Regions from separate parts of the Homo sapiens genome. Here region 1 is linked to region 2. Evidence: chromatin contacts called from ENCODE Hi-C or POLR2A ChIA-PET data. All regions are on one chromosome and are shown on one strand. The core of a region is the stretch at or near the end of the contact, and the rest is flanking DNA. Distances in the headings are between cores, read along the strand shown.

Evidence for each region. Hi-C counts contacts between places; a loop is a spot of excess contacts on that map. ChIA-PET counts read pairs that join two places held with the same protein, here RNA polymerase II (POLR2A).
Region 1: a map of endothelial cell of umbilical vein shows a loop between it and region 2 (4-fold over the local background). The contact joins two enhancer-like sites. A Hi-C loop is called at or near these places in 1 of 168 maps with a recorded cell type or tissue (endothelial cell of umbilical vein). POLR2A ChIA-PET finds 5 or more read pairs at or near these places in 1 of 52 experiments (BJ).

What each region holds. Positions count from the first base shown.
Region 1 is chr17:56,863,985-56,869,800 of GRCh38, reverse strand. DGKE (diacylglycerol kinase epsilon) reads right to left here. Exons shown (of 12, transcript NM_003647.3): 12 at 234-5,816. All of the region lies in intron 1 of LOC124904037 (a long non-coding RNA gene), which reads left to right. Among named protein-coding and RNA genes, the nearest start is that of MIR3614, 24 kb to the left of the region's middle. Within about 2 kb of position 1,605, at least 2 of the 41 ENCODE cell types and tissues checked have a DNase peak (open chromatin) inside an H3K27ac peak, as active enhancers do; they include endothelial cell of umbilical vein, where a contact is called at or near this core.
Region 2 is chr17:56,695,368-56,701,130 of GRCh38, reverse strand. No RefSeq gene overlaps it. Among named protein-coding and RNA genes, the nearest start is that of NOG, 100 kb to the right of the region's middle. RefSeq lists enhancers at 455-1,431, 1,208-2,407, 1,432-2,408. Within about 2 kb of position 1,715, at least 15 of the 41 ENCODE cell types and tissues checked have a DNase peak (open chromatin) inside an H3K27ac peak, as active enhancers do; they include endothelial cell of umbilical vein, where a contact is called at or near this core.

The sequences.
Region 1 (5,816 bases), core at 356-2,855, 170 kb before region 2:
AACATGGAGCCAATAATGTCTACCTCACAGAAATACAGATTATAAAATAAAAAGTAAAAGCATGTGACACCTAACTGTACAATAAATGTGTGAAGCTGTTTAAGTCCAAACATGGATCATTACATGTAAGATGGCCTATGTGTGAACATCAGCAGCTATCACAGCCACGTTCACATATATGTAAATTATCAAGGGGCATTACGCTTGGCACTGTTTAAAAGAAAGCAGGCAAGTGATCAAGTGAATTTTTATTACAAAAATTTTATAAAAATGGATTTCCAGGTAAAGATGGCAGAATAAAGCAGGACTACAGAATATTCTTCCTCTAATGCCTAATAAAATGAATAAAAGATGTTACATGCCACAGTACATTTTTCAGATCGTTACTGATAAATCAGAAAGCTTTATGAAAATCCAGATGGAAGGAAACACACAGTTCTGCCATGCATATTAAGATGCATTCACTCTCCTGCCCTAATAATTATCATATAACCTTATGGTAGACGATAGTCAATTAGTTGCCAACCAATACTTAAAAATTAGATTTCATATACTCTAAACTTCTGTCTTTTCTAGAAAAATAAATTGTTTACACTAGGCCTGCTTCCCAGGAATCATGTGCTCCAGTTTACCGAAGTCTCTACAACTCTTACCTTCGTTGCTTGCCCAGCTCCTGTAAGCACTTGCAACCCGTAGGTGGGCATTAATTCCCATTCTTACAGAGAAAGAAAATTTGAGGCTCAGGAAGAACAAGTGTTAAGTTACAGTAGTAGAGGCTGGGTTTCCATTCAGGTATTTCAAATAAGTGATACATTTTTCCATACTCTACCAACTGAAAATAAGGTGAATTCACCTTTGATCCCACTTACTGCTCTACTCTGCCAGGAGCCAGTTTATATGCGTGAGAATGAATGTTTCTCCTAACACACGTGTATGATTCTGTGCTCTTAGGCTACAAAAGCCATGCAATATGAATTTTTTATTCTTTCTGTCTAAAAGTATGTGATCAGAACTTGCCACATATATGTTTGCCCTGCTGTAGACCAAGAACCACTTTTTGGGACACTAAGTCAAAGCTGCTTATTGTATCTCATGGTTGTGTCAAAAAACTACACAGTATCATACTTACGTGCTGCACTTTTAATTTTATTAAAAAAGAAGCAAGTATCTTCAACATACCAAATGCTTTCACATTTCTGCCTGCAGGCACTGACCACAAAAATACAGACCCAACACAACAAAAGCAATTAACACAAGATAATTAAGTGGTAGTTACAAGTGGTGGGCAGGGGAAAGTGCAAGAGGCCAGCTGGCTGAGCAAGTGGAGTCATCACATGTGTCCTCAACATTGTGGGTTTAGGGATCCAGTGCAATCAGTTCACTTCTAAGAGGACTGGGGTTGAGGACTCGAGCTAGGCTGCTCTAAACTTGTACAAACAGAATTACAAATCAGAGTGCCAATTTATCTGTAGGGTTTGTTTAAGCAGTTCAGATCTGAAAGACTGCTGGCAGAGCCCTGAACTGGACTGAGAACAAACGTTTTTATGAGCCATCATCATCCACCTCCACAAAGTGCCTGCCTTACTCTAGGGTTTTTCTCAGCCAAATCTACTCATCTGATCAGGATGCCCTCTTGCCTGGACAATGTCAGAGGAACAAGGAAAACAACTGAGCTTTCCAGCTCTTCCTTTTCAACATTCCATGTTAGTCACCAAAAAGTAACACATAATGGAAATTCTCTAGATTACAGCTTATTTCCTGTTTAGTGCATTCTGTGTTGATGTCGTCCTTTAACAGTGAGGTAGCTCAGGGCATCCTTAGAGAGACTGAAGTGTTCTTGGTCTGATATCTGATACCAGCAACACATTTCTTTCTTTTTTTTTTTTTTTGAGATGGAGTCTCACTCTTTGGCCCAGGCCCCACTGCAGTGGCACTATCTCGGCTCGCTGCAAGCTCCGCCTCCCTGCAAGCTCTGCCTCCCGGGTTCACGCCATTCTCCTGCCTCAGCCTCCCGAGTAGCTGGGACTACAGGTGCCCGCCACCATGCCCGGCTAAATTTTTGGATTTTTAGTAGAGGCGGGGTGTCACCGTGTTAGCCAGGATAGTCTCGATCTCCTGACCTCGTGATCCACCTGCCTCAGCCTCCCAAAGTGCTGGGATTACAGGCGTGAGCCACCACGCCCGGCCTTTTTTTTTTTGAGATGGAGTCTTGCTCTGTTGCCCAGGCTGGAGTGCAGTCATGTGATCTCCGCTCACTGCAAGCTCTGCCGCCTGGGTTCGAGCAATTCTCGTGCCTCAGCCTCCTGATTAGCTGGGATTAAAGGCATGTGCCAATGTACCTGGCTAATTTTTTTTGTATTTTTAGTAGAGACGGCGTTTCACCATGTTGACCAGGCTTGTCTCAAACTCCTGACCTCAGGTGATACGCCTCCCTTAGCCCCCCAAGTGCTGGGATTACAGGTGTGAGCCACCGTGCCCAGCCTCAGCAGCACATTTCTATTTATAGTTTCTAGGTGATTTATTTTCTGCAGACTTTCTTGCATATGGTTAAGCCCAATCATTTCATTTAAGTTTTATAAACGTCTGTATTAGAGGATGGCATTTTAAAATTCTTTCCCCAGAACCCTGGAATGTACCTTTCTGGGCTATGCAAGCCTCATGCACTGACTACACAGGGCCACATGGGTAAATATATATGTATTGATGTGTATTTACATATCAAAAATTAAATAGACTATATGCTTAAATTAGAAACACAAAGAACAAAGGCTAAGTTCACTGCTTTACTATTCAATAAAATAGCTTTAAAAACTGTGAAACAGCCAAGTGGCCACATTCTAAACAGCGACGGAGACCTCCAAAATATTCTGTCCACCAAAAAAACACGAAGTTTCTGAATATGTAAAAATTAGTAGAAAATCAATTAGGTGACAAAGTCATTATAGTAGTGGCTTTCAAACCCTTTATAAAAAATAGCAGAATCATTTTAAATGTGGAATTATTTTATCTACTGAGATCTGAAGCAGCACTCAGTATACACAAGTGTGGCTGCATTGACTGCAGTGAGAAGGCAGGCGCCTCCATGGCTCACTGCCCCTTGGAGGCGCACTGCACTAACTCCTGAAGCAACTCCTTGTCCCCCAACACTGCATGGGTCACAGTCCAAAAACTGATTCCACATATGAATCATACCAATTTTTATGTAACAGAGTTCAGACAAATATATCAATTTGGGTATGATACAAATAAGTTTTTCATAGAGTTCTTTTAGAAAAGTGATTTTGAGGGAAGAGGACAGCGGAGTAGAAGAAAAACAATTTTAAGAACATACAATTAATTCAATTTTTCGGCATGGTATCCCACCTAGCAAAAGCCCTAGGTGAATACATGAGGTTCAGACCAGAAGCTTTCAAATTTCAGTATGCTTAAGAATCGCCTGAGGCGCTTGTTAATAAAAACAGAGATTTCTATGTTGCATCTCCAGAGACAGGGAATCATTAAGTTAAGGGTTGGGCTCAGGAATCCATACTTTCAACAGCCTGCCCAGGCATTCTGATGCTGCAGATAGCCTGCAGCGCGTACTCTGAAGAACAAGAGAAAGGCTTCAAGGGAAAAATTGAAAAAGACAGGGGGACACTGTTTAAAAGCAAAACCCAAACCACCTTTTCTGTCTTGTTGCTGAGAATGAATTCAGATTGGGATAAACAACCTTTTCTTTCTTTTTAAATATCTAGATATTTTAAATATATCTACTTATATTCCACTGTCCTCAACTGGGTAGAAATATTAAAAAAATTATCAATATAAAATGCTGGTTCTTGCTTCAATATTATCATTTTGAAGGAAAACCACACAAAACCATTACCCATTCTAATGACTTTTTTGGCCAAATTATGTATTTGGGTCCACATTAATCATTAAATTAGTATAACCTTTAAAGTTTTCAAGTTAGTGCAAATTTAAAATTCAATAAATATATTAAATACAATTTTACTTTATATTACAAATGTAAATTATTTTTCTTTTGACATGCTGGTAGTATTCATTTTTACAACGCAAACTGACTTTACAATTTCTGAGTCACAGTATATTTTATAACTCTAAGCAAATGTATTTCACAAAGCAAACACTATATGTTTTTGACATACTCTAAAAAAATAAAAATAAATAATTTTGATTATAAAATTTGTATAAACTTAGCTACATTAGGGGTTCACAGCTAATTGTTGCAGAAAACCTAAAACACACCTAAATCATGTAACTTTACTAGCAGACAACTTGTATTTTAAAACACAAGTCAGTTTGATTTCTATTAAACATGACGAAACACTGAAAATTATCATCATCTGCCTAAGGGATCTTTAAGAGCTGCCAGGTATTCAGTATTTAAGCCACTACGTTTATAGGAATTAGGAATGTATTGGGATAGTAAAAAGATTAGAGAAATCTGGAAACAGACATGGAGATATGATTTACTTCATGTATTTCTTCCTGAGAATGTAGAAGTTATTTTTTTAAATATCAAGACAATTTAAAATGGAACAGGAAAATCTTATGGCAATTTTTTTTGGTAAAGTGTAGAATCCCTGGTAATATAAACAATCACTACCCTAATATGTAACTTGCAAACATGAAGTCTTATAAATTGTACTTAAACAAGGCACATGCCTATACACTTATTTGAAATGCTGGGTAAATGTGCCCAAAAAGTAAGTGAATTTTGCAAAAACAAGATAATGATACATTTTATGAGATGGTATTCTGAAATAGCTTCCCTAAATGAAGTCTAAATAAGTGAATAAGCCAGCAGAAAAACTTCATGACAGACCAGTAGTGATGCAAAAACCTTACTAGATTACAATAACCAAAAAATCAACTTATTTAGATAAATGAGGGCATTTTACATAAGCCTGTTCTAAATACAGTGTAATATTATGGTTGGTATTAAAATTATAATTTTTAATTGTAGTTTTCACAATTAAAAAGCTGTATTAGTTATTGTGATTATTTTCGTTCCAACATCCTAAATTGATTTGCTTCTACTACAATTAGCACTACGAATTATATAACAGGTAAACTATAACCTACAGCAAAGTGGATTTAACAGTGTATTTATAAAATGTGATGTCTTTAACAATTTTGATCATGAATGAAAGGATAAACTTCATAATACTCAGAACATGATTGGCCCATTAAAAAAAAAAAAAACAAAACTCTGCCATCCTCACTGCCATGGTTACTTACCATGAAAGGTATATAAAGAAGCTGAAAACAGATCTGCTCACAAAGTTTCTCAAGACTAGAATTTAAGATCACCTGAGGAGATCTGCAAGAGGTTAATTTAGCAAAATAGAGTATTTCATAAAATGTACTGACTACTGTATACATTACTAAGTTGCTCTTTGAAAACATGGTCTGGGCCTGAGGTGAGGCAAACTTAGGTTTATGGCAATTCATGGATGACAGATTCATAATAGACCCTCAAAGATAGCTAATGGTATTTTGGGGGATACATTCTGATCTTTCAGAGATTAATGTCATGAAAGACCACAAAGCCTGGGCCATGTGTCAGAAAAACACCAGGCTGGATGCCCTCTGGGTCAGCCGACCTGTGGGTCACGACCCTTGGGCTGGTCAACAGCAGCGAACAAGCACCCTCTAATGGGAACCATGAAACTAGCCCTTCAGTAAGTTTGTGGCAATTGAGGGGCAAATAAAACAATGAAACAAAGCTTTCAGTTATCCAAAAGTAGTTCCCTAGTGCTTTTCATGCCCTCCTTCATTTTTCAATACAATGAGGAATATTTGTGAAGAAT
Region 2 (5,763 bases), core at 466-2,965:
TTATCTGTTCTGCTCCTTCCCCTCCCTCTGGCTCCCCAGTTCGTGCCTGGCCCAGCGCACTGCCTTGATCTTGTTCTCCTGCTGGGTACAGGCCCAGGCTGAGGGTTCCCAGCACAGGGATTTGAAAAGTGGGCTTCCATAAAAAATGATGAGTTCATGTCCTTTGTAGGGACATGGATGAAGCTGGAAACCATCATTCTCAGCAAACTATTGCAAGGACAAAAAACCAAACACCGCATGTTCTTACTCATAGGTGGAAACTGAGCAATGAGAACACACGGACACAGGAAGGGGAACATCACACACCGGGGACTGTTGTGGGGTGGTGGGAGGGGGGAGGGATAACATTAGGAGATATACCTAATGCTAAATGACGAGTTAATGGGTGCAGCACACCAACATGGCACATGTATACATATGTAACAAACCTGCACGTTGTGCACATGTACCCTAAAACTTAAAGTATAATAATAATTAAAAAAAAAAAAAAGAAAAGTGGGCTTCAGAGTTGGGGGAGCTGGAGTCTAATGTCAGCCTACCATCTGTTAGCTCTGTGACCTTAGGCAGCCCATGCCACCTCTCTGAGCCTCAGTATACTTGTCTAGAAGGTGGAAACGATTAGATCTACCTCACAGAACTATTGAGAGGGTTGGATGTGAGAGAAGTTGGCACAAGCCTGGTAAGTAAGAAGCACTCAATAGGTACTGGTTATTATTGTTACCAGTGTGAGATTTTTTTTTTGACCAAATCTCGCTCTGTTGCCCAGCCTGGGGTGCCGTGGTGCAATCTCGGCTCACTGCAACCACTGCCTCCCAGGTTTAAGCTATTCTCGTGCCTCAGCCTCCCCAGTAGCTGGGATTACAGGCGTGCACCTATTTATCATGCCTGGCTAATTTTTGTATTTTTGGTGGAGACAGGGTTTCACCATGTTGGCCACACTGGTCTCGAACTCCTGACCTCAGGTGATCCACCCACCTTTGCCTCCCAAAGTGCTGGGATTACAGGCGTGAGCCACTGCACGTGGCCACCAGTGTGAGATTTTGAGTCCATCTGCATATGGGGTACTGGGAGCAATACAGAAAACCAATGCTTTTAAACACTGCATTCTCAAGGTTTTTTTTTCCAAATGTACAACCTCATAATAATAATTCCAAGGTGTTATAATACTCTCAATTTGGTGATGAGGAAACTGAGGCATAAAGGGAGAAATGAGGACACTTAATGTCACAGCCGGCAAATGGTGAAGCCTGGACTTGAACCCAGGCCTCCTGAGTCCCAGTTCCGGAAAGCAACACAGGCGGCTGCTTTGATCTTCCAAAGCTGCTGTCCAACAATGTGCCAAGAGGAAGACAGAGCAGAGCTGCTCCTCTGGCCCGGCCCCTCCGCCCTGATTGCCGGGTGGCGGGCCTTGCAGGAGGAATTCGAGCGGCTGGCTTGTGCTCATGCCTGAGGAATGTCTTGAGAAGTCGTGCCTAAGCCCTCTGTATCTGACTCATCATCTCCCCGTCTCCAGGAGTGTCAGAGAAGAGCTCCCTTTATCCCTCCTGTCCTCGGTCCCAGGCTTTCATTTGTCAAACTAAAAATATTCCCTCCGGGAACCTCCTTTTGCCAGAGGCTGAACGAGGTATAAGGGGAAAGGCATTTTAGTGTCACTTCCTGACAGCGCCTTGTTATTGTTCCTGGGCCAGAGGAGCAGAGCCGGGTGGCAGGAGCAAGGCGCCTCTGTCATTCTTGGGCCGGGGCCAACCTGTTCACCTTTCTCCTGCAAGCAGCCTTCCCTTTTTCCTCTCTCAAAGCTCCAGACAATAGTCCATCAGTCTGACATGTAGCCTTGTCCCGGTCCCTTGGGGCTGTGTGTGATTCATGCCAGGTGAGGACTACAGAATGCCAACTTCATTTCCTTTGCAGCCTAAGGGCTGGCACAGTTTGCACTTGTCTGCAAGGCTAGTTTACTGATAAAGAGACGTAGAGCTCGAAGGTAAAGGAAAAAAAGGGTAAAACAGATGAAGGTGGAACTCCCCAAGTAGGACAATGGCAATATGGGGAAGCCATCAAGATTTGTCTCCTGTTTCTCTCCTTCCTTTCCTTTCTTCGTTCTGTCACTTCTGGCAGCCTGTTGGCCCCAGGGCTGATCCCAAGAGTCCATGACCTTGACTTGGCCTAAAATCTTGGCTCATAGCCATAGAGCCACCTCCCTGGCCCCACCAGGGAACCCACTTCCTCGGTGGAAATAGAGCATAGTGAAATCAAAGGAGCACAGAATTTGGATCCAGGCCCCCCTTACCAACTAGCTGTGTGAATTTGAGTAAGGTATCTCATTCTCTGAGCCTGTTTCCTCATCTATATGGGTGGATAATAGTACCCATTATACCAGGCTATTGTGAAGAATAAATAAGGTGGTGTGTATAAAATAAGTCATACTATGCCTGTCAAACAGTAGGGTCTTGAATCATCATCACCATCATTGTTCCTCCAAGACCTTGCAATGGTGCCACTGCACCACTGGAATCAGAAGACCTTGTTCTAGTTTCAGCTCTGCCATTAACCAGCTGTATGGCTCCAGGCAAATCCCCTAATGTCTCGGAATCACATGTATTAATTTGTAAAATAAAGAAGAATTTAGGCTTGATTTCCTCTAAGATGCTTCTAAGATCTAAAGTCTGTGGTCATCGAGATACCTGAGAGTAGACATTCATGGAAAATTTCATTCTTTTAAAGAATATAAGAATAACCTTAGTCTAGGCAACATAACAAAACCCCATCTCTAAAAAAATACAAAAATTAGACAAGCATGGTGGCACGTGCCTGTACTTTCCGCTACTCAGAAGGCTGAGGTGGGATGATCACTTGAGCCCAGGAGGCAGAGGCAGTAAGTTGAGATTGCACTACTGTACTCTGGCCTGGGTGACAGAGTGAGACCCTGTCTCAAAAAAAAAAAAAAAGAGTAAATTGGCCAGGTGCAGTGGGTCCTGCCTGTAATCTCAGCACTTTGGGAGGCTGAGGTGGGACGATCAATTGAGCCCAGGAGGCACAAGCAGTAAGTCGAGATCACACTACTGTGCTCTGGCCTGGGCACTTTGGGAGGCTGAGGTAGGAGGATTGCTTGAGCTCAGGAGTCCAAGACCAGCCTGGGCAACATAGGGAGACTCTGTTTCTACAAAAAATAAAAAAATTAGCTGGGCATGGTGGTGCCCTCCTGTAGTCTCAGCTACTTGTAAGGCTGAGGCAGGAAGGTTGCTTGAGCTGGGGAGGTCAAGGCTACAGTGAGCCGCGATCATGCCACTGCACTGTAGCCTGGGTGACAGAGTGAGGCCCTGTCTCAAAAAAAAAAAAAAAGAAAAAAGAAAAAAGAAAAAAAAAGTAACTGCTTGCTGTGGACTAAATTGTGTCCCCTCCAAATTCATAAGTTAAAGCCCTAACCCCCAATGTGACTATATCTTAAGATAAGATCTTTAGGACATAATTAAGGTTAAATGAGGTGGTACCCTAATTTAATAGGACTGTGGCCTTATAAAAAGAGGAAGAGCAAGAAATCTTCCCCTCTCCTGCCATGTGAGGACCCAGAGAGAAGGCAGCTGTCTGCAGGCCAGGTGGAGAGTCCTCACCAGGATCCGAACTTTGCCAGACTTTCGTCTTGGCTTTCCAGCCTCCAGACTGTCAGGAAATAAATTTCTGTTGTCTAGGCCACCCAATCTATGGTATTTTGTTCTGGCAGCCCAACTTGACTAATATACTGCTGAAGGAAGGCCATCTGGCAAGGGAGCATTGAGGCAGAGAACGTAGTATCCAGCAAATCCTGGATAACCCTCATTGAACTAAAGAGGAATGATGGAGTTTCTACAGGCAGAGGGAGAAGCCACACACACCCAGCCAACTTTGCAGTCAGAAACCAGCTGAAACACTGCTATTAAAAGAAGAAATTTGGTCGGGCTCAGTGGCTCATGCCTGTAATCCTAGCACTTTGGGAGGCTGAGGTGGGCAGATCACTTGAGGTCGGGAGTTTGAGACCAGCCTGACCAACATGGAGAAACCCCATCTCTACAAAAAATACAAAATTAGCTGGGCGTGGTGATGCATGCCTATAATCCCAGCTACTCGGGAGGCTGAGGCAGGAGAATCGCTTGAACCCAGGAGGCAGAGGTTGCTTAGGCAATAAGAGCGAAACTCTGTTTCAAAAAGAAGAAGAAGAAGAAGAGGAAGAAGAAGAAGAAGAAGAAGAAGAAGAAGAAGAAGAAGAAGAAGAAGAAGAAGAAGAAGAAGAAGAAACTCTATTTTCAAACATGAATAGTGATTAACTCAGGCTCTGGAGTGAGACAAGTTGAGTTTGAACCTGAGCCCTGTTGCATGCTGGCAGAGTGACTATAGAAAACTTAATTGACCTCTTTGGGTCTCATTTCCTCAGCTGTCAAATGAGTCGTTGCTGCTACTTCCTAGCTCTGTAGAGTAAATGTGATAATCTACACAACGTGCATAGTCCAGTGCTCCACACATAGTAGTACTTGATAAGTGTCGGCTGCTACTGGTAATAATGTCATATTGTAAATAATAATTATTAATTAATAATAGTTTCATTCATATAACTTGCTTCACGTGCTTAAGCTAAAAAATAAGCCCACGCTTCCTGTGTTATTCAAGCTGAAACTGATCATAACCCTGTCTCTCCATCAGAAGATTGCCTTTCCTTCCTGGTGTCTACGCTCCCACATTGAACTGAAGAGGAATGATGGAGTTTCAACTTATAGTTGCAACCCTCCAAATGCTTATTCATATTAGATCCAGTCCCACTGGGGATTCTATCAGATGCAGGTGTGCCACCAGGAAGCTGGTGAGGCCCTAGCTGTCCTGGGTCCACCTTTGCCACGTTAGTTGCTGGAGCAATGAATCTCCACCTGACATTCTCAGCTCCGGCTCTAGTCAAAGTCACGGCACGTTTTTCTGCTCCTTCTTGGGAGGGCCTTCATGTCCTTTCTGCTCAAGTGACCTCACTGTACAACCTCAATTCTTTAGGTTTTTGAATAATCTAAAATCCAAAAGCATTGATCTAATAGCCTTTTCAACAAATGATGCTGGAAAACTGGACACCCACATGCAAGAAACTGAAACTAGTGAGAGGCCTCCCACTCTTCATAAAAAATTAACTCAAATTGGATCCTAGATCTCAATGTAAAATATAAAATTATAAAACTCCTGGAAGGTAACACAGAATAAAATCTAGATAACCTTGAGTATGGTGATGACTTTTTAGATACCACAATAAAAGCATGATCTGTGAAATAAGTAACAGATAAGCTGGCTTTCATTAAAATTAAAAACTTCTGCTCTGTGAAAGACAATGTCTAAAGAAAGAGAAGACAAGTCACAAACTGGGAGAAAATATTTGCAAGAGACACATCTGATAAAGGAATGTTATTCAAAATATACAAAGAACACTTAAAACTCAGCAATAAAAAAGCAAACAACCTGATTAAAAAATGGTCCAAAGACTTTAACAGACACCCCATCAAAGAAGATATACAGATGGCAAATAAGCACATACAAAAAGGCTCTGCATTATATGTCATCAGGGAAATGCAAATTGAAATGACAATGAGATGCCACTACATACCTATTAGAATGGCGGAAATCCAAAACACTGATAACACCAAATGCTGGTGAGGATGTGGAGTGACAGGAACTTTCATTCATTGCTGGTGGGAATGCAAAATAGTATAGCCACTTTGGAAGATGGTTTGGCAGTTTCTTACAAAACTAAACATACTCTTA